Regions from separate parts of the Homo sapiens genome. Here regions 1 and 3 are each linked to region 2. A link is a loop called in an ENCODE intact Hi-C map of the cell type or tissue named here. Cell type or tissue: Panc1. All regions are shown on one strand.

Region 1 (8,000 bases), 290 kb before region 2:
AACATTCCTCTCAGTAGCTGATAGGTCTGTGGAAAAAATGAATAGGATAAAAGCATATGTTCATATATCATAAACATGTATAGAACATTCAAACATTGGAAAATAGATGTTTCTAGGATAAAAGCATATATTCATATATCATAAACATGTATAGAACATTCAAACATTGGAAAATAGATGTTTCTCAGGAACCAATGGAATATTTATAATAAATAATGGGACATTTATAAGTCATTATAATTAAGGTTTAATTCATTGTAAGCCTTAAACAATACAAAAAATCCCACACCAACAGATTGTGAGTTTGCCACCCATACCATTCATTCATGTCTTAGAAATATAAAAATATGTATTTAAAGTATTCAAATTCAACAGATGCCAACTTTTAATGGGTGAGAATCAGGAGAGGACTAGAGAACTTCACCTTGACTGTAAGGTTTTGTTTCTAAAATCTGGTGCTTACACAGGTATCCATTAAAGTCTTCTTTATGCTTTTTTTTTGTATGCTTATCATATATGATTGATAATAAATGGGCTGGGTGCAGAGGCTCACACCTGTAATCCCAGCACTTGGGGAGGCCAAGGTGGGCGGATCACCTGAGGTCGGGAGTTTGAGACCAGCCTGACCAACATGGAGAAAGCCTGTGTCTACTTAAAATTAAAAAAAAAAAAAAAAATTAGCTGGGCATGGTGGCATATGCCTGTAATCCCAGCTACTTGGGAGGCTAAGGCAGGAGGATTGCTTGAACCTGGGAGGCGGAGGTTGCAGTGAGCCAATACTGAGCTATTGCACTCCAGCCTGGGCAACAAGAGTGAGACTCCATCTCGGAAAAATCAAAAGAAAAAAAATTCTCTGGGTGTGTATTATGAGAGAGTACAATTCATAACAACATATCCTTTCTGTAAAAAAAAGTATCTTGTTTCTACCTCCCAGATATAAATAGAAAACATGAAAGATAATTTTATGCTTAAGTATATGAAGAAATGGTAAAAAGTGAACCAAAGCCATGTGAAAGCAAAATTGGAAACAAGCAACCATTGCACAGGATTACAAGCAACCATTGCACAGGATTAGGTCCCACTTGAATGCAGCAGCAGAAACCTTCCACTATATTTTTTCCACAAATTGTATTATGCCATGTGTTAATGAAAATTCTGGGTAAGAAAAGTTCTTAGTGAAAGAGCTTTAGGGAACATTACACATTGTATCTCCTCCTGGAGAAATCATAAGGCATATTATTACATGAAATGTCTCTGAGAAACTAGCTGTAAAATAAGCCTGTTAATTTTAAGTTCAGTTAAGTTCAAGTTTCTAAAACTCGTTTGATTATAGAATCCTGGTTTTAAGGAATGCCTACTAGCAAACTTTCAGAATATTAATAATCTATTGAACATAATTTGGGAAACTGTGCCCTAAACCTTTATCTCCTAGAGTCATAACTAAATAGGAAATAATTGTCATTTCTGTAGTTTAAGAGAGAATTCTAAATGTAGAACAGGATTTCTTAACGATGAGATCTTTGCTTATAGCTATCTACGAGACAGCAGATATTTTTAATTTAAAATATTTTAATTTCAATTTTATTTTTCATTGATTGCAAAAGCAAAACACAGAAATCTAATAAAATAGGAAAACAAAAAGGAAGAAAATAAACCTATGTGAAATGATGCTATCCAGATATAACCACTGTTGTAGTTACACAGGGAGGATGGGCCTCATCACATATATTTTTCTAATGTACTTCTCCAGAAAGCTTTGCCCAATTGAAGCATCTCTCCGTCTCTCTCTCAACCTGATTTTTGTGTTTTTCTAAAAATAATTTATAATCTTCTCAGAAAAGCCAGCAAACACTTACTATCTTAATCAATTTAAGCAGACTATTTAAAGCTCATCATGTGGTTCATTCAGGATCTATGTCAAAGGCTGAGTTCCAAGGAGACATCTACAGTCAGTTAGGGTTAAATAATTGTTCCCTTACCGAAAGAGCAATTCGGGAGATCCATTGGTCAGTACTGCAGTTCTTTTATTGACGTAACCTTTATTTCATTCATACATTTATGCAATCATTTATTTATCTACTTAACTAGAAATCCTATCCATTTAACCAGAAAATAAAGATGTATATTTAAGACCAAAAAAAGGAAAATAAAGGTATATGCTCTCTCTTCAAACTAAACTGGATTATACAGGCATGGGTGTAGCATGGTAAATGTGTAGGGGAAAAAAGAGAGGAGATCACCATCTCAAATTTGTCTTGAGTCTCAAGTAAAGAAACAAAACCGTAAGAGTCAAACATGATTTCATTAATGCTGGCAGCTTTCCAGAAGGAGCAAGCCATATTCCTGGCTGATCAGAAAGAGGCAGATTTGGCAGCCCAGGGAGAAGCTGCCAAGAAGTGACTCCTGACTCCCACACTCCAAGATTTTGAAGGTAGGAGCAGGGAATGGTGTCCGTGGGAAGGCTGTGCCAAAGGGGAAAAGGGATGTCACAACAACCTGCTTATTATGTTCCTGACTTTTGAAAAATTATTATTATAATTTTTAGAGACAGTGTCTTGCTCTGCCACCCAAGTTGGAGCACAGTAGCACAATCATATTAATAGCTCACTGCAGCCTCTAGCTCGCGGGTAGCTGGGACTACACACACATACCATAGCCACCAGCTATTTTTTTTTTTCTTTTTTGTAAAGACAGAGGGTCTAGTTTTGTTGCCTAGGCATACCTCAAACTTCTGGCCTCTAGCAATCCTTCCGCCTCAGCCTCCCAAAGCACTGAGATTACTGGCATCAGCCACCATAGCCGACCACCTGACTTTAAATTATTTATGTACTTGTACCCATGTGGCTGATAGCAAGCCAAAACTTCCTTTGCTACTCCCCCACCCCCAAAGAAAGAATTAGTCCAGTGGAGTATTGTTTCACATAACACGTAGAGAATATAGTTAAAATTTATTCTAAATAATGCAATTTGGAAGAAGAGAATTCTGAGTTAAAACTGTCTTAATTTGCAGTTTAGAGGTTTCCCTACTACTTAAATACATAATACAAATCGGTAATTCTTGCTTTAGAAAGTACTGTGCCAGCAACCTTGTTAGATAAACACTGTTTTCAATTATCTTAATTTTTTTAAAGAATGCATTGATTTAAAATTATTTAAATGGGTAGAACTGCAAGTATAAATAGAAACGTGTGGTATATATGGTATCCTATGTAGGGTATCCATTTCCCTGTTAAACTTATACTTTCAGTTTAAGTTTATTTCACATGCCCCTTAATTTTCACTTATGACCTTTGTAAGTCATCATTCACATAGTCTACCACTATTCCTAATTAGCAGTACAACTTAATTACCTAAACTTATGTCTGTTAACTTCTCCAAATTCTTAGTTATGAAAAAATTAAAACAATTTGGAGAGAATGGCCATACTCTGAGCCCCAGCCAGATGTACCTAAATCAAACATGAACACCATTTTAATATTTATTTCAAAGGTAGGAAATTAGAGGTGTGAGAGTGTGCGTTTGCAACATTTCTGTGTTGTGTTCAGGCAATTTCAGAAATGTTTTAAAGAAGGCAAAAACCAGATAAACATAAATGAAAAAATTTCTAAGTGCACACTTAATAAACATGCCATTTGAAGCCTTCAGGAAAAAGAAATTGATCTATTTTTAGTAGCTAGGCATTATTTCTTAGCCATTTGCAGATCTAATGAGCTTAAAAGTTAATCCTTCAGTTTCTTCAAAATGTTAGCACATTTAACCTAATTCACAAAATGTTCTCAGGTCTAAATCTGTCAACAGATTATTAAGAGACGCAGTGACTTTTCTTCTTGCTACTCTGATAGCATTGCTGTAACCTCTAGTGTCTTTAATAACACACAGTTTCCAGTTCATAAATACAGTACAAAACAATGCATATGCTATTTTGTTATAAAGGACACAGGCAAATGAGAGAGATGCATAAAAACAATGCATATGCTATTTTGTTATAAAGGACACAGGCAAATGAGAGAGATGCATAGGGTAAGATGTGGTAGGGAGAGTGCATGGGGCTTCCATGCCCTCTCTGGGCATGCCACCCTCACAGTACCTCTATGTGGCAACAGCTTGGGAACTCTCTAAACCCTATTGTTTAAGGTTTTTTATGGCAGTTTCATTAAGTCACTGTTTTCCTGAGTTCTGTGAACCACTCTAGCAAATTATCAAACCCAAAGAGAGGATTGTGAGAACTCCTGTTTAATAGCTTGTCAGTACGGGAGGCTCTGGACTTGTGACTGGTGAGAGAAATGAGGGTAGTTTTATGGGACTGAGCCCTTAATCTGTGGGGTCTGTGCTAACTCCAGGTAGTTAGTGTAAGAAGTGAGTTAAATTACTGGTGTCAGCTAAGAACTGGTTGGTGTGGGAACCCCTACTCATATTTGGTATCAGAAAAGTTGTGAGAGTGAGTATTAAACAATTTTTTTTCTTACTATATACAGTAACCAAAATATGAGCAAAATCCTTAGAGAATCAGAGAATAGATAATTCATCCTTGGAGAGTTAGAGAAAATATTATTGGAAAATGTATATTTGAGCTGATCAAAAAATGAGTGGGAATTTACCATGTACACAAAGGCAAAATATCATGAAAGGATGGGCAAATGGTGAGACATTCAGCTTGTCTGGCAGTAAACTGTATGGCTATGGAACAGAGTGACAGCTGACACCGAAGAGAGTAATCAAATGCTCATTGTGAAGCAACTTGAACTTCGTGATACGGAATCTGCACTTTTGACTAAAGATGGATCAGTTAGCATCCATTGGTCACAAGCTACAGAAATCTCAAGTAAAATTGTCTCATGAGGGTAACTTCATGAAACAGTTACTGAGTTCACATTGGGTTCCCAGGACTCATTCTATCTGACATCTCTGCTTTCCTTCATGATGGTTTTATCTCAGGCTCCACCTGGTGGCAAGAAAGCTGCCAGAGACCTCTAGCTATATTCTTCAAATTCTAATCCAAAAGGAAAGTGTCAATTTTCCATAGCTCTTTCAAGTGAACAGACAGCTACCATCTGCTGCAGGGCCACATCCTCCCAAGTTCTACTCTGTGCAGGATGAGAGTGCCTCTTCTCTGTAACCATATTACACAACCCAAGGTTCAGTCTGATTGCACCAATTTGAGTGACAGTCCCATCCCTGAACAAATTGCTGTGCTGGGGTGTGGGAGTGGGGAGCAGGGGGACTTTGGTCAGGACTGGCTAAATACCCACTGGAAAAAAAATGACTGTAGCTAGGGGAATTTGGTACCCTTGTTAAAAAGGCAAAAAATGGGAAATGGAATGCTGAGTGTCAGAAAAAAAATATGAGACCTTGGATTAAACCAATAAAGTTTCAAGAGGAGAAAGAAAATATAATATAAAATCATTTACTTAGAATATATTGGTCCTCAGAATTATCAGATGTGGAAGGAGAGGGAGATAGAGAGATTGATACTATTTATAGGCCACAACTGGAACTGATGTTAGAGATATTTTCAGGATATAACTCACACTTTCTCCAGATAGTCCCTGTGCTCATCAGACTCTAATGAGTAGATTCTAAATCTCTGTGAAATAATTAAAACTACTAAAATATTGATAAACTTGCACTAATACACCTGCAAATAAACTCATGGGCATACATTTTCTTAGATTCTAATCTATGTGCTCTTAATTAATGCAATGTTAATTAAAAATGTGTTTATGATACTGTTATTGCCATTATAGCTGATTTTTTAGCTGAAATATTTTTAAAAGGATATTTCTATGAGCTCTTGCAGAGAAAAATGACTCCAAATCTAATGTTCTGTTATTTGATTTTAACTATTAAAAAATCTTTGAGATAAGTTTCAACAAAGAAAATTTTAATCAAAAGGTTTTGTTAAAACTAATTCCAAAAAATTTTCTGCTTATCTACTTTTAAGAATACGAAAGATAAAATGTAAATTTTAGGGCTGATTTATCAAAGGATTCATCATAAATGGGACTTCAGTCTTGCCTACTCCATTAGGCTTTCAACTTGTTGCTCATTATTAAAGAAGATAGAATGTTTTATACACAATATGCAAGCAATTTAAATTACCTAAATGAGTCCCTTTAAGTAGCTGTCATCTCTGTCTCTGAACATTCCCCATCAGAGCAATTCCAGATCCCATTTAACTATGCTATTCAGCATTTTACTGACGCACCACTTTCATGATTATCTACACATTTAAAACTTAGTAATTCTAGACTTCAAAAAGGATAGACAACAAAAGTCAGCTTTGTAGATATTTGTTACATAAAATAAATTTGTGAGAAAGTTCTGTGTTTAAAATGTATTTGATACCTATTGGAGGGCAACTACAAGGTAGCCAGTTTTAATCATGCTTTTTAGATTCAGTAACTTAAAGGCTAACATAAGAGGGTACACCAGATGGGATACAAGATGACTCCACAGAACTAAACAATGCCTATGATATGTTGTGGGGAGCTCTAACTAGAAACAACCACTGGCCCACTAAGAAGAGACTCGCCTAGGAGGTGAACTTGACAGAGACCACCGTCTACATATACAGAGTTCTTGGCCCTCTATTAAAAAGTTTCTTCTCTGCCATTGGCTAAAGGAGAAATAATTGAATGCTCAGAGGGAGAAGTTAAGGGCTGCTCTTGGCTTGATGACATACATGCCCAGTAGTTTCACATCTCCGCTAAAATAATTACAAACATTATGACCTTGGACTTTCAGTCTCTGTGCCTCATTTGTTAAATGTGGTCAACAATGCCTCTGCCTCCAAGGGTTAAACTCAAAATATTTATCAATTAGTTAAGGCACAGGCACATACCAATCAGAAAAGAAGTGTGACCAATCAGAACAGTCTTATATGGTGAATACCAGCTTAATGTCTGCCTTCCTTTCCTCATACAATTGATATAGCAATTAAGTGAGATAGCTGTGAAAGCTATAATCGCACATTGTATCAGCAGAGACTCAAAATATTTACCTTATTCTTCTACTTCTTCCTGTTTCTTATCCTTCTTCAATGCACAAGAGTAAGATTCCAAGCACATTCTCTTATTCGCAACTGCAATGCTTTCCAAAAGTCCTAAACTTGGATAAGGCTTGAAATGTGTCTGTTCAACTCTAGGGACTACAGAGAGAAAAATTGTTGCCAGTAACATAGAGAAGTTTAAAAGTTTATCATTGGTTCTTATCTCTCTGTATGTGATTGTATGTGATCTTTTTAAATTCCCATGAATTATCACCTGAGTACTAATGATTCCCAAATCTATTCAGCCCAAGTCTCTCAAACTATGTCTTTAACAGCTCCGTTTATATCATTCATTTATTTAACAAATATATATTTAGCAACTTCTAGATGTCATGACATTGCTGGGCATTGGTTATTGGATAATGAACAAAACAATATACCCCAACCAGAACATGCCCCCAAAACCTCTTATCTTTCACAGGAATCAGTTCATTTTCCTGCCTTTCCTAACTCAGTGAATGGTAGCACCAATCAACCAGTTGCCCAAGCAAGAGTTTCAACTGATATATTCAATTCCTCCCCCTTACCGTCCAATACTCCACATAAAATCCACTTCAATCATGGAAGTGTATTCTTCAGAACAGAGTATTATCTAATGAGTACTTGTTAGGACCATCTTGCTCAATAAGAGAAAGAACATTTGTAGTTTTATACCCCTTTTAATAACTTTTTTTTGCCACTGTGTTTTATATTCAAGGGTAAAAATAAAAGCACATTTACCCAGCACACAGGAAAACTTTTCCTCTCTTCCCTCTTTTTCAGCATCCTGAAGTGTTATTGCTCTGGCCTCTGTGAACTCCATGGTACCTTTAATGATCATTTTGATATTGATTCTTCCTTGAGATGTGTTCCACAGCAGTTGTGACCTCTGACATCCCATTTTTCCATTGAAATGTATGTTTCACTCCTGCTTAGAGGCAACCTACATGTTTTGTCTTTTGAAGCTGAAGTC
Region 2 (8,000 bases):
ATAACATTAGCTCAGATTTGTTTACTGTCATTCTTTTCTCCCTCATAGTTTTATATCTTTCAATGGGATTTGCTTCCCATTCTAGCCTAACTGATTTGAAAAGCCTCAGCTTTCCAGAAGATGAATTACTGTGGTTGGGCTAAAGTTTCAATCTAAGAATTTATTTCTGCTTGCAAAGATCTTCACTCAAGTGTTGGGCCACTCACTGACTTTAGATGAGGAAATAAGAATTTTCTTTTTCTATTACACATAGGTCTGAGTAATACCTGAGTAATATTTAGTCACCATTATAACCATGACAAACTGACAGCCATCTGATTTTTCTATCCAATCTAAAATATCCAAGCTCAATATCCATGTAATTTATAAATGTAAAGGTGCTGAAATTGACTGTCAACTGAAATTATTTTCAAGCATTTGACACAGCCAGCTATATAACTACTCACCTTATCTTTATAATTATTAGGTACTGTTATTGAATTTCAACTGTGGCATTATACTGGAATTATGATTGCTCTCCGGAATCCTTTATGCTAATAGTTTCAAAACCAAAATAGTATTTCTAGTAATCAGCTAAGAGTTACAGAAGCATGATAAAGTTAGCTACCTTTAAAATATCAGCCTTTAAATGGTGATTAAAGATTAACTTTCAAAATATATTATACCAGATTAATTTCCAATTTGGAGAATTATTAAGGCAAACTATTCCAAATATATGCTTTCCTTTAATAATAATACTATCATAGAACCATGCTTAATATTAAGACAATGTTCTGTGGATAAATGAAACTCCATTACATTCTAAAGAGCACATGTTCCTGGTGAAAAGAGGACTCAACTGCTCTGACAATAAATTTATAGAAAAAAAGATTACGACTATAGCATCATAGAAATCAACACTCTAATAAGATGGCCTCCAAAAATAGAATGGTTTCTATTATCTTAATAATTAAGTATATGTAATTTTGAAAGTAAGCAATAAAAATACTCTAAGATCATAACAATTAAAAACAACTTTCAGAGCTTGAGAACTTTTAGAACTTTTAGAGCTTTGCAATAAATTTTTAAATCATCAAAGATAATCTCCTGCACTGGAGTTTAATTATTTTCCCAAGTTAACATCTTAATAGTCTTTCACCTTTTCACCTACTCCACTCAAAAATAAAACTCTTCCTTAAGTGTCATTTTAATTATCTTGCTCCTTTTTAAGAAGTTTAGAGTGGTTTACCATTGGCTATTCACATCTAGACTTCTGGTAGTTTGTGATCAAATTACTTTAGTACTTGTCTTAATTACTCATAAATGCTCAAAAATATTTGACCAATATTTATTAGGTATAAATGGTATCAGAAATTTTGCTGCATATTGGGAATGAATACCAAGATGAGAAAGAAAGTGAATTCCTTGTTTTTTTGGAGTATGTATTTCAGAATAGTTTAAGCACTCTGCTAATATAAACCAAACAATGAAACAGAAAGTAACTGAAGGGAGCCTGCTCTAGATAGATAGGTCATCCTGGAAGGCTTCCTTGAAGAAGTGGTATTTGGAGATAAGACCAGAAGGCTGAGGAATGCTAGATAAGTGAAGAACAAGGGAAAAAGATTCAGTCAACAAAAACAGTGCAAAACCCTGAGATGTGTAAGCTGGGTATGTTAAAGGAACACAGAGATGTTTAGGGTAGCAGGAATGTAGAGACAAGGGGAGGGTGAGGAGTAGTATGAAATGATGTGGATGGAAATAAGTATGGACCAAATCACACATGGCCAAGTAGTCCATAGCAAAGGAGGTTGGCCTGATTGTTGATCCACATAAGCTGCTTAAATTTGCCTTGGAATATGTTATTCATTTCATGCCATATTTACTTCTAAAAACTACACTTACAATATGAAATTTCTCCTGACAACAGTAGGATAAATATTTACCAAAGATGAGTGAATAACTATTCTTTGCTTTTATTATGTGGCTATTTAAAGCAAAATTAACACAATAGTGAAAAGTCCAGGTCCTGGATTCATCCAAGCCAGGGTTTGATTATTAGTTCTGCTGCTTACTAGTTTCATGATCTTGAACAAATTGTTACAGTCACTTTCCTAAGTCTTGGCTTCCTCAGCTATAAAATGGGGCTTTAACAGCACCTTCCTGGTAGAGTTATTGAGAACATAAAAGATAATACTTTTAAAGCACTTCATCCTCAGTGTTTACTAAGTTTTGCTCTTCCAGCCATTATTTGTGTTTATTCTAACTCCTTCTGTTGACTGTGGGTGGCTCACATCATGACTCCGAATCTCCCCAGTTCAGAGAATATTGACAGGATGGTCACCTGATGAAACAACTCCAGGAAAAACAGCAAGATTAATGTGAGAGCCTTCTGTATTTTTGTTTGTTTGTTTTTGTTTTGTTTTGTTTTTTACTAGAAAATAAGTCATGGTCCTCTGTCTATATTTTGAAGGAAAAATTAAAGAGGTCTGCCATTCTGGCTATAATTGAGTAAAATTCTGGCCAAAAACTGAAGACTTCTGAAATGTCTGTCTTTACTGGATGCAAGGAACATGCAATTAATATTTCAGGAACTAGATATTTGCCAATTATCCTCTCTCCTGCCTACTTTCTTTATCTTAAGATTAATCATGAAACTTAGAAAGTCTGTCTGTTAAAAAGCCCCAGCATAAAGGCAGTTTTGATTTCCAAGTGTTGAACCCACTCCACAAGAGTGAAAGTAATGAAAACAATATTCTGGTTGTGTGATTTAATTTTTTTAGTTCAGACATAAGTATCACTATTGAAAAATAATTAAGGAAATAAGATATATTAAAAATAACTTAGGGAATGGGTAAAAAAAGGTATTAAAAAAACGTAAAACTTGGCTCCTCCTAAAAAATTGCCTTAAATTCTTAATCATGGCCATCAATGTGTTAAGACCAATAAACATAGAAATTGTAAATTTAAACTCTTTGATTTTATATTTATCTTTATGAGTTCTATTTTTCCTAGATACTAAGTTTTTTTTATATGTGTCTGTTTTTTCTAAACCACCTTCAGTATTAAACTTGCCTCCTTCAAACCTTATCATATTTTCATAAAATAAAACAGAATTTTATAAAAGGCAGTGAAACCCTACCATTAGTCTGACCTATAAGGTACTGGCCTTTGTCTTTTCCTAGGAGACAAGCCTGAGGATCCAGAAATGCACTGGTCATTATGAGATGTAGATCTTACTTCACTTCTCTGTCAGGTCCATCAGCAACAAGCCAACATAGAGGATGTTGTTCAGAACTGCCAGATTCTATACATTTAAACATTTGCGTTCTTTCTTTTGCAGAATATTTTGTTGAGTGTGGATAATACTTTATGTGTAATTTACAAACTCAAATTACCATCCACTTCCACAGTCTTATTTTACCTAATGATCTATAAGTTCATTTAATTCTGAAATCTCTTGCTTTTTACTTGGCTTCTGACATTAGTTGTACTTGATGCTTATTCTCAGAATTTATTTTCTTTCTCTAATCCCCACCAGAAGTTTACAAAAGTTGTTTTCTTAAATTACAGGGAGTGCCCACTTGTCTTTTACATATAAGATGAAGGCCATTATTTTATATTATGAAGAGCAGCCATAATAGCAGAATTTTTAACATTCTGTCTTTTTAGAAGAGATGTGATTCATTGGAAATGTAATCAATATCAGCATGCCATGTCATTTCCCTTCTCCTTCTCCTTCTGTATTTTAATATGATTTAAGGCAAGCAGTGTACTATCTCCATTCTATAATGGAATCTAACGTTGGCTAGGAACATACATATTATTGGTTTCCAAGCGTCATCTGGTGGCCGTGCTTCACAATTACCATAGATCCTCATGTAAATATTATATAGACTAAATTCTCTATCCTTGAAATGATTCTCTTGAATGAACTGTTCCACAGAAACAGCTACACTTTATGCTTGAATGGTTCATGAGATATTAAGATGACATTATGTCATATGATTCTATTTGCAATCAAATCAAAACTGTACCCTTGTTCCATCACTAGTACTGTGTTCTTTATCTTTGTTGGAAATTTAATAGAGCTGCAGACTGGGTGACAGTAGCATTATTGTTTTCTCAGAGCAGCATCACACAGGTTCATCAAGTCAGATTTAGAAAATAAAGCCTGCTACACTTATAAATGGGTTTTGCACACTTAATAAAAGTCATTGGGGTTATTATTATATCCATAAGTACTAATTATCATCACTGAGAGTATTTCTTCATCATCAGAATCATGGAGAAAGTACTTCCTAGGGAAAAGTGATTTCTTAAAAATATTATGAAGACCATATCTCTAAGACTGACTTTTGGACAGAGAATGTGCTTTTAAAATTATAACTAAGTAGACTAGATTTATAAGATCAAACTAGGACTATTTCTGAGAATTAGAGTGTAACATTTTTAAGAGTACGTAAAGTTCTCCAAATTCCAGGCTTCCCACCCGTTAACTCATGGGTATGCTGTGATTCAGGCAAGCATGTGCACTAAATCACCTGAGCTAACAGCCTCTGTGATGTTCAAATTGTTTAGAGAAAGTCCTAATGACTGCCTGGAAGATGAAGAGGAGGTGCTGCTTGAGGATTCTGACGGTGGCCGAGTAGGCTTAGCTGTGTTACCAGTTTCTGCCTTCAACCGGTCATTTTCAGCTTTCAGTATTTCAATTTCATTCTGTTATGAAGATGGAAAACATGAAAAAAACTGAGTTGGTTTGATTGAGAAAATAGCACCAAGTCTTTTATCAGAGTTAATTAGCTTGTTTGTTAAATAAAACATGTTAATATGTTAAATAAAGAAATATAAGATATGAAATAGGATTTCCTTCCCAAGAAGGAAATTTAACCTTTTTCTCTCTCACACATTATACATTCCTGAATTCACAAATATAGACAATCCAACCATTCGACATGCTTATCATTATTTTTTAACTAAATCATGAGGACTTGGTCTCATTTGAATTAAGAAAAATATGATGAAATCATTCATAACACTTCTCATTTTAAAGGTGATGTTAAAATCTTATAAGCATATAATGCCATTTGTAATATTGTTATAAATCTGTAGACAGTTGAAAGACAGAGCAAAACAAAAATAATGTCAATAAGGTGATTTAAAATTACTCCAAAATCATATCTAACATCTGAAAAAGTTTCTTTTTTTCCTTCCAATCGGGACACTAAGCTCATAAAAAAACAACAAAAGTCTTTAGATGAACATATACAGTGGCAGATGAATCTGCTCAGCAATGAGCTTTTCTTATTGCAGTCATCTGTGGTACCAAGTGATTACTGGTATACAATAATAAAATGAAAACTTAGTCTGAGCACAGACTGGTTCTGAATTTAGCCTTTAGATGTTTTTCAAAAAAATACACAAGCCTTACTTTTACAGATGGCATTCTAAATCACTTTTACTTCTGTATTCAGAAAGCTTGTGTTGAATTTCTATAGTTTCCTCATTACTTTTGTATTTCAGTAGAAAACTGGTGAAAGTATGTGAAAATCAGATTTCAAAAGAACAGGCAAAAAGCCAAAATAAAAGTAAATGATGGAAAAGTGAAGAAGCAAGAATTGTAGTAGCTTCTCTAAAAGCTTAGCTCTCAACCTGAATCCAATTACTAGTACAGTATCCTGAATGGTTCTTGAATACAACTTGCCAGTTTGCACTCCCACTTCCAAACTTGGATTTGACAAAATTCTCAATTCAGTACTAACAGATGAGTTGCAAAGACTGAATAAACAGAGTACATTTCTAAGGTGGGTTTCCAAGTGGAATTTATTCTGTGTTAACCAAGAGAACAGAATAAGCAGCATTTTTTTGTTTCTCCATTTTATTCCTTGAAAGTGCTTCAGTACCAACCTGCATCCGGTTCATGGCTTCCCGGATCTGATCAAGATGATGAGCAGAGCTGAGGGCCTCCAGCCGAATATCCGTTAATTTTAATTCCTTTTCTCTGAGCTCGCTCTTCAGCTGCAGAATTATCTCTGCCTCAGCTTCTGTGCATTCACAGATCCTGAAGAAGGAAACAAACAGAATCAGTGGCCTGGGGAAGCCAGAGGATTAAGAAAAGCACTGCCTCTTTTAAAGGCTGCACTGCAATATTCTCCAGCAGGTACAGATATGGTGTGCTGCTGGCAAAACCTAGAGAAAAGGAGAAGGAGTTTTACAAACGGTTATGCATTCACAGGTTCAAAACGGAAGTAGCTTTTTCTTTTAATCTTTTTTTCTATTTTTTAAAGTTTAAAAATAGTCTACTCTTACTGAATATAAAGTAATCCTAAAAATTCTTTTATTGGTGATATTTATAGGCAGAAAAGTCATAGATTACTACATTTCATTCCAACATTTTCAAGGGACTTAAACCTCTATTTGCAACATGTGACTATTCTTTTATAAGAGCAGTTATTACATTCTTAAAATGTTGATTTCTTCTTTTGTAAAATTGTGCAAAAAAAAAGCTTTGCCACAATACTGTCTTTAATTACCATAAAAATCCAATATAAACATTGTAGAAAATAAATTAGAGATATTACTTTTGGACATTTAAATAATGGGTGAGTTATATAACCTCCCTACTGGGCTCAGCTGATTTAGGAGATCACAGCTAAATCAAAGGTTTCAGCCCCTGTTAGCAGGCTAGCTGAGGGCTGTTTGAAGGAAACACATTGTATCCTTGTTGTGTTTTTATTGTTTTGTGGACAGCTTCGCAGGAAATTTGCCAAAAAAATTGTTTTATATTAACTAACATATTTTCCATTTAAAATTTGACAACTAGTTTACTGGCCACAAAATGACAGTGACATGTTCTTCCTTTCTGCATAAATGATAAAATTATGTAGGCAAAGCACAGTGGCCCTGTTCTATATGAGTTCTATGCTAGTTGTTGTCATGGGCATACAAGGAAATTAGATTTAAATAGTAAATAACACAGAGAATTATCTCACCAGAACACTTTTCTATATTCGAAATGTGTTCGTTCTTGTACAGTAGTCCCCCACAATTATAGTTTATCCACAATTTTAGTTTCTGTGGTTTAAGTTACCTACAGTCAAACATGGTCCAAAAATATTACAGTATTTTGGGCCAGGTGGGGTGGCTCGCACCTGTAATCCCAGTACTTTGGGAGGCCGAGGTGGGTGAATCACTTGAGGTCAGGAGTTCGAGACCAGCCTGGCCAACATGGTGAAACCCCATCTTTACTAAAAATACAAAAAATTAGCCAGGTGTGGTGGTGCACGCCTGTAAACCCAGCTACTCAGGAGGTTGAGACAGGAGAATCGCTTGAACCCATGAGGCAGAGGTTGCAGTGAACCGAGATCTTGACATCGCACTCGAGCTTGGGTGACAGAGTGAGACTTTGTTTCAAAAAAAAAAAAAAAAACACTATTTTGAGGAAGATAGAGACCACATTAATATAACTATTATCAGAAAATATTGTTGTAATTGTTCTATTATTGCTGTTAATCACTTATTGTGCCTAATTTTTAAATTAAATTTTATCATATGTAGGTATGCATGTATAGAAAAAAAAAACATAATATACATAGGGCTTGGTGCTATCTATGGTTTCAGGCATCCACTGGGGGTCTTGGAAAGTACCCCTGGTGGATAACGGGGGGCTACTGTACTACCAAAAAGTGGGCTATCATAAAAATGCTAGGTTAGATTAACTAATAGAATCAAAGAAAACTGGATTGCAGGTTGATTTTAGGAAACCAAATTTTAGTTGAAAAAACAGAAAGAGAAGGTATTTATTGTTGAAATGCATGTGAGTGATTTTAGAAAAAGCAAAAGCAAACACTACTTAGGTTAGAACCTGGATCTTTGCAGTATTCATGCATCGCACTCCACTTTACCGAGATCTATGCTTGTAGATCACAGGGCCATTTTGTCGTTTCTTTGGTGGCCAGACAAGGGGTGACCTGTATGTACATACAGTTAGACAGATACATGGACAAATGCCCATGAAAAGAAGT
Region 3 (8,000 bases), 400 kb before region 2:
GAGCATATGTATATATACATATATGTACCTATGTGTTTCTATACATATATACACATTTGTATACACATACATAAGTACATATGTGTGCATATATATACATATATGTGTGTATACATATAAATATATGTGTGTTTATATGTATATATACACATATATGCACACCTGTATACATGCATACATATACATGTGTATATGTACCTATATACATATATGTACATATACATATGTGTACATATACATATGTGTACATATGCATATATGTGTATATATACATATGTGTACATATGCATATATGTGTATATATACATATGTGCACATATGCATATATACGTGCATATATACATATGTGTACATATACATATATACATGCATATATACATATGTGTACGTATATACGTGTATATATACATATGTGTACATATATACGTGTGTATGTGTGTGCATATACATATATACACATGTGTACACATACATATATACACATGTGTACATATACACATGTGTATATATATGCATATAAAACTACACATATGTATCTGAGTTCATTAAAATGAAGAGTTAATAAAATTCTAGCCATTGTATTAATTGCTAGGTTAATAATTTTGATTTAAATTATATATCCAAGTTTTTAAAACATTTTAAAGAAATTTGTCCATGGTTTACAGTAGTAAAAGTATATGTATAGAGCATGATAAAAAAGGTCATCTGGCTCTATAATCTGTTCTTATTATAACCAGATGAATAGATTTAAGCAAAGCATTTGCCCTCAACTCATACGTTGAATAAACTTTTATTCATTTGTGAGAGCAAAACGTGGTCATGTATGTGCATGTGCATCTGTTTTTACATCTACAAATACTTTATAAAGAAGAGAATTAAGCAATTTTTTAAGAAAAACATAACAAAAATATTAAACATTCATTCATTTAACAATTATACTCTGAATATTATGGATACTACAAATGAGATTAGGATTGAGAAAGGGAGCGAGACAAACAATAATGTATAAAGAAAAGTGCCTTCCTTCAAGAAGGCCCTTTCTTTTAAGTTTGTATATAAAATGCCATAGAAAATTAAATATGATGCCTGTCAATTTGCCAATTCACTTTCAATTTATTCTATGTGCTACTCAGTTATTGTATCTCTGCTGTGGTTATAAGGGACTATAAGAGGCTATTCCCAATTTAATCCATGTTGATGCAATGTATAGAAGAGAAATAGCATTGCAGTCAGCCAGATAAAATAAAATCAAAGCTTCACTTATAAAATAAAATTTACTTATGCTCTGAGTCTTTTTCTTCAAACTTAAAATGCGGATAGTATTTTCCTTACAGTATTATTTTCAAAATGAAATTAAATGAAGCAGTATCTCTCTATCAATCTATCTAGCACTTAGCCTTTCTAAATATCTCTTTAATTCTTAGTGGACAGTAAAGGACAACATGTAATAAAATGAAGAACATATAAAGAGAGATATGTGCTGGATTGCTCAATAGGCAAACTAAATAGGCACTTTGATGAATGGATGGTGCAGTGCATTGGGGAAGCCGCCCCCAGGACAAAGGGAGCAAAAGTGTGTGCTCCCCAGATCTTGAGAGCCACCTGCCTGGGGCTGCTGCCACTGACAGCAACCCTGCCCCCTCCAGTAGCAGACCTTCTATGCACCTGCCATGCACTTTTAGGGGGAATGAGGTGGGTCCACACAGTTGCCATTCTGAAACCTTAGGACAGGTGTGCCCTGCCCACTGCTGCCCCTGCTGCCCCAGCATGCTGTCCAGGAACCTGGGAATCAACCCAATCCACCAGCCACAGCTGGTGCTCTTGGACACCATAGGGATAACCTAAGGAGTGGCCCATCTGCTCATTGCAACTGCCAGTGGCCATGCACATCATCCAGGCCTGTGGGATCAACTCACTACACCTGATTTTGCTAGTGCCCATGATCACAGTAGGGGGACCTGAAAACAAGGTCATCCAACCCACCATCAGTGCCTGAGTGAGATCCAGGGACATGAGGAGAGGCCCATTTTGCCCACCACTGTTGGTTCCCAGATGGGCCATCTAGGGGTCTGGATAGGGCTATCTGGGGGCCTGGAGTGGACCACCTCACCCACTGTAGCCTCTGCCCCTGTACCCCACTGGGGGGCCTGAGGACAGACCCATCCAGCCTGGCACTGCCACTCCCGGGACCTGTGCATGTTTTCCTGAATCCTATGGATAGACCCATCTCTCCCACTGACATTGCTGCTTGTGCACACCTTGTGGGGACCTAAGGATGGGCCCACTCAGCCTGTTTGCCCACATGCACATGATACAAAGGCCTTGAGGTCAGTCCACCCCACCCACCAGGGCACATGCACACCTTCTAGGTACATGAACAGGCCTGCCCAACTTTCTGCCACTAATGCTGCTGGTGCCCACTTACAGGTACCACTTGGGAGCCTGGGGATTGCAGTGCACAGTCTGCTACTTCCACCTCTGATGTCCACACATGCTACCTGGAGGCCCAAGGATTGGCGTGATGCTGCTGCTGTCTTTCTGAACACCATGCACACCGCCCAGGGTCCTGAAGACCTGCCTGCATGCCCAGTCCACTGCTGCCACTGCCAGAAATTTAGCAAGCTGTCTGAAGGCACAAGGATTGGCCTGCCCAGAACTACTACCACCAGTGCCCATATATAACATTTGAGTGTCCAAGGATTGGCATGCCAGGCCCACCAACACCTGAAGACAAGCCCCCCTGATGTTCCTGCCTTCAGCAATGCCTCAATTTCAGCTTCCACTAATAAGCATAGCCTAAACCACTGAGAAACTCATAAACACTACTGATGCAGATTATAGTTGAGGAAATTACACAGAGATTACACTACTGTGCACACTCAGATTCAAAGGGAAAGCACTTTAAGCAACTTACACTATAAATGAACCCATAGAAAAAGTCTTCTACAAAAGCCAATGCATAGCATTGGAAAGAGTGACTGTTATACCTGATGCCCAAATATCAATGGAAGGACACAAGAAACATAAAAAAGCAAGGAAACATAACAACTCTAAAGAAACACAATAATTCTCCAGCAAGAGATACCTATGAAAAAGAAATCTATAAAAGGCCTGCAAAAGAAACTGAAACAATGATTTTTTAAAGAAACTTAGTGAGATACAAGAGAACACAGATAATAATACAGAGAAATCAGAAAAACAATTTACAAACTAAGTGAGAAACTCAAAAAAGAGATATATACCATAAGAAAGGACCACTGGAACTGAATAACTCAAGGAATGCAATAAAAAGTGCAAATGAGAACATCAAAACTAGACTAGATGAAGCAGAAGAAATAATTTCTGAACTTGAAGACAGATCTTTTGAAATAACTTAGACTAAAAAAAGAAAAGAATAGGAAAGAGTAAAATCTACATGAGATATGGAATACTATAAAGGTACCAAATATATGAATTTGGGGTGTTCCAGAAGGAGAAGAGAAGGGCAAAAGCATAGAAACTTTATTTAATCAAATAATAGCTAAACATTTTACAAGTCTTGCAAGAGATATAGAAAATGGATACAGAAAGCTCAAAAAAAAAAAAAAAGTAAAAACAAAACTCCAAATAGATTCAGTTCCAAAAGATCTTGTTCAAGGCAGATTATAGTCGAACGGTCAACAGTTTTAATATTTCTTTTCTTTGCTACTCTGATTATATATTTTCAAATAATCTGTCTTCAAGTTTATAGATTCTTCTGTTTTACCAGTTTTGCTGTTGATGCTTTCTATTGCATTTTTTATTTTGTTCTTTGTATTTTTCATTTCTAGGATTTCCATTTGATTTTTTAAATCATTTTAACCTTTCTGTTAAATTTCCCTGATACATTTGTGAAATTACTTTTTTGTGTTTTCTTTAAGATACCTGAACTTCCTTAAGTAGCTAATGGGATTCTTTGACAGATCACATGCCTTTATCCCATTAAAGTTATTTATTGGCACCTTATCTTGTCTTTTTGGTGATGTCATATTTCCCTATTTATTTATTCTTGATGTTTGTGTATGACAGTTGATTTTCGTGCATTGAAGAATTATATATGTATTTATTCTTCAGAGTCTGGCTTTGTTTGCTTTTGTCTTTCTTCAGTAGGACAGTTCAGAAGTTCTAAGTAAACTGACTTGGGTTCCCTAACCCCTGACAACTGCAGCCATTTCAGCACTAGAGGGTGCCCTAAGTCCAGGTCTCCTGCAAGCATCCCAAGGACTCCAAGTTGGCATGGCTATCTGGCCCCTATGAATGTGGGGAAGACCTCAGTAGGACACACAGACTATATGAGAAAAACATATACAGTGCTAGTCCAATTAAAAAGCAGCATCAGTAGCTATATTAATGTCAAACCAAGTAGATTTTGAAACAAGAAATATTACCAGTGATAAAGAGGAACATGTTACAATGATGTATGTGTCAATTAATCAAGAGGACATACAACATCAAATAATGGAGCTACAAAATACAAGAAGAGAAAACTGATAATGCAGGAAGGACAAATGGACAAATTCACAATCAATTATAGTTAGAGATTACGAAAGCTTCATTAATTAAAGAAAGAAAGCAAAATAATCAGTAAGCATATAGAAGTCTTGAATAAGACTTCTTCAACATTGCCTGACATTTATTGGACATTAGATCTAAAACAGCAGAATATACATTTTTCCAAGTGCACACAAATATTCACTAATATATACTAGATTCTGAACCATAAACTCAATAAATTTAAAAGGATTGAAATTAGAACTACTAAGTCCTTTCACCACATAGAATTAAACATGGAATTGAAAACTTGTAAAAATAACTGTAAAACTCCAAAGTCTTTGGAAACTAAACAAATGACTTATAAATTAACTATGGGTCAAATTTAAAAATCACAAGGTAAATTAGAAAGTAGTTTGAATTGAATAAATTAAGACATAAATATCAAAATGTATTTAATGCAGTTAAAACAGTACTTTAAGAAAAAGTTATTGCAATAAATATTTGTGTCCGAAAATATGGACATGCTAAATTTAATAATCTAACTTTCAAACAGTCTTAAGTTTAATAATCTAAGTTTCAATGTATGGAAGCTAGAAGAAGTAAGACAAATGAAACCTAAATTAAAAAGCAACAAAATAGAAAACAGAAAATAACAAAAATAAAGTTAAAATTAAACAATTAAATTTTTTAAAAAATAACATTGATATACCTTTAGCCGGACTATCAGGAAAAAAGGGAAAAGATATAAATTGTATTACCAGAAATGTAAGAGGGCTATTCCTACAATTCTTATATACATTAAAAGGATAACAGGGAAATATTTTCATCAACTTTATGCCAATAAGTTTGACAAGTTAGAAAAACAGACATAATATTTTTGAGAGGGTTTCACCATTTCTTATTGCACAACTTTGAAAGTCCTTCCGCAGAATTCAAAACAAAAGAAAAATAAATTGCTCATTACCTTATCACTCCAAGTTAAACCATGTTTGTGTTTCCTTTTACTTCTTTTTTACTGATGCATAATAATTGTAGATATTTGTGGGTACGTGTGATATTTTGATACATGTGTGATGATTAAATCATGGTATTTAGGATATCCGTCATCTCAAACGTTTATCATTTCTTTGTGTTGGAAACATTTCAAATCTTCCCTTCTAGCTACTTTGAAATATACAATAAATTATTAACTATAGTCATCCTATGTATTATTGAATGCTGGAACTTACTCCTTTTATCTGACTGCATTTTTCTCCCATGAGAATACAATCTTTGAAAGCACAAAGTGCCAATGGTCTTTCAAGAAGAAATAGATAACCTATATAACACTATATCTCTTAAATAAATTAGGTTAATGGTTAAAAACCTTCCCACAAAGAAAACCCTCAGGCCTATATAGCTTCGCCAGTGATTTCTACCAAGTATTTAAGGAATAATCCTACATAAACTTTTCCAGAAAATCAAAAAGGAGAGGAAAAACCTTTTATTAGTCACTGTCTTGTTTGTTGTATGCCCATGTGAAAACAAAAAGATCACCCCCTTTCTTATTTGAACATAGGGTTTTGGGAAAGCAAAGACAAACTCTTTATGGGGAAATGTGTTCTGGACAGTACAAGCTGCCCCAGAAAGAATCACATTCTGTCTTCATAAAGTGGAGGAGGCCAGGCATTCTTGAGGGAACACATATTTCTCACACTTGTTCTTGGGCATAGTAACAGAGGTGTGGTGGAAATCAAGAGGAAGGAGTAGTGGGGAACGGAAAGGAATGATTCTGTGAAGAGAAATATTAGGATGTTTTTTCGAACATAGTTCATAAATTTGAAGAAAAAATAAAAGTTAAATATGATGTGTAAAGCTTATTAATATAATCTACATTACAATTTATATTTTGCAGTAGATGGTGTTATGAGTCATAACATGTAATAAATCATAGCTTTTGGCGGGGCAGAGTGGATCATGCCTGTAATCATGAGCATGAGGTCAATGGGAGGCCAAGGTGGGAGGATCACTTGAGGCCAGGAGTTTGAGACCAGCCTGGCCAACATGGTGAAACCCCATCTCTACTAAAAATACAGAAATTAGCTGGGTGTGGTCATGGGTGCCTGGAATCTCAGCTACTTGGGAGGCTGAGGCAGGAGAAACACTTGAACCTGGGAGGCAGAGGTTGCAGTGAGCTGAGATCGCGCCACTGGACTCCAGCCTGGGCAACAGAGCGAGACTCAATCTCAAAAAAAAAAAAAAAAAATTGTAGCTTTTAAGGTCGAGGTTTTTTCAGATTTTATTGTTTCTTAAGCAAGAGGTGTACATTATGTCTTAAAAGTAAAATATAACTTTTTTCTCAAAAAGTTATTGATTTATCTTTTATACACTCGTATCCTAGAATTAAAAAACAAGACCTTTAAAAAAGTTAAAAACACACATATGTATTTTATTTTTGTTCCCATTAGATACAAAAGTCATGTATTAGACCATCTTTCGTATTAAATCCAGGGACATAGCAAACCTTAGATCCAACTGTTTAGCCCTTGCCTTGCTCCCCAACTTCCCTGGATGGTGGCTGTCAGGTAGCACATCACTAGTAGCTTGAGATAGCAGTCTCTCATCCAGATCTGACTGTAATCACTCTCTATAAACCTGAAGTTATGCATTGACTATTTTGCCTTTGTTTCTGTTGGAATCTGATTTGTCTCAGTTAAAGTCACTCATCATTTTTTTTTTCCAAATTAGAAGGGAAATGAAACTTTTTCCTGCCATTTTGATCCTATCTGATACCACTACAGGGTATATTCATCCCCATTAGTATCTGCATTTATTTCTTACTGCCATGGCAACCAACCACTCTTAGCAAAATCCTCGATATCAGGTTCTCCATTGTCAATAGATAATCTGTGTTGTGTACTTTTTCAATTTCAGGTCTGAAAATTTCTGTATAATCCAACATATGTTTCTTTAACAGAAATAATCTATTTTTATTTTTAACTTCTTGAGCAATTACAAATTCAGTTATAAAATAGCATCATGTTTTTAAACAAACAAAAGAAAACAGATTCTTAAAGTCTTCCAGTTTTTGCCTCCAGAAAGGCCAGCCCAGTAGCCAAGAGGTCACTTTTATTTCTAGAAAAAATTATGTTGTGGCTTCTAGAAATTATACAACTGTTTGTATATTCCAATAACATGCTGACTTTTAAAACTAGCACCATCACTTATTTTTGCTTTTTCATTCACTATCTCACCCTAATCCTATGTTGCTATAAAAGCAGACTATTTAAAGATGGAATTTAGTTCTCTTCTTTATAGAAAAATTTATATAATTTTCTTCAAAATTTTGCTGAAATTCAACTGCTTATCATTTGAAGTTTCATTTCAATTATCCAAGATGCTATGTACTTGATCTAATTAGGTGTGCTGAAATTATCATTCAGGTCAGAAAGTCATTGTGTCTTATTATTTGACTTACAAGCTAGGATTTCAGCAGCTTGTTTTCTGAG

The links. Hi-C counts contacts between places; a loop is a spot of excess contacts. Peaks named below come from ENCODE experiments on the same cell type or tissue, not always from the same donor. Only the 100,000 strongest peaks of a DNase experiment are listed, where the experiment ranks them.
Region 1: it touches region 2 in a loop (4-fold over the local background); 4 of 110 quality-filtered maps call a loop at or near these places.
Region 3: a loop joins it to region 2, with 3 times the contacts of the local background. A loop is called at or near these places in 6 of 110 quality-filtered maps.

Annotation. Positions count from the first base shown.
Region 1 is chr12:78,467,714-78,475,713 of GRCh38, reverse strand. It overlaps the pseudogene MRPL11P3. Among named protein-coding and RNA genes, the nearest start is that of LINC02424, 110 kb to the right of the region's middle. In Panc1, CTCF peaks have their summits at 4,746 and 4,952 (motif pointing left); a DNase peak (open chromatin) is centred at 4,943.
Region 2 is chr12:78,177,566-78,185,565 of GRCh38, reverse strand. It overlaps NAV3 (neuron navigator 3), which reads right to left. Exons shown (of 40, transcript NM_001024383.2): 28 at 7,881-7,946; 29 at 5,884-6,037; 30 at 4,521-4,695. Among named protein-coding and RNA genes, the nearest start is that of LINC02424, 180 kb to the left of the region's middle. In Panc1, CTCF peaks have their summits at 3,625 and 3,829 (motif pointing left); DNase peaks (open chromatin) are centred at 195 and 3,842.
Region 3 is chr12:78,581,104-78,589,103 of GRCh38, reverse strand. No RefSeq gene overlaps it. Among named protein-coding and RNA genes, the nearest start is that of LINC02424, 230 kb to the right of the region's middle. In Panc1, CTCF peaks have their summits at 3,992 and 4,193 (motif pointing right); a DNase peak (open chromatin) is centred at 4,179.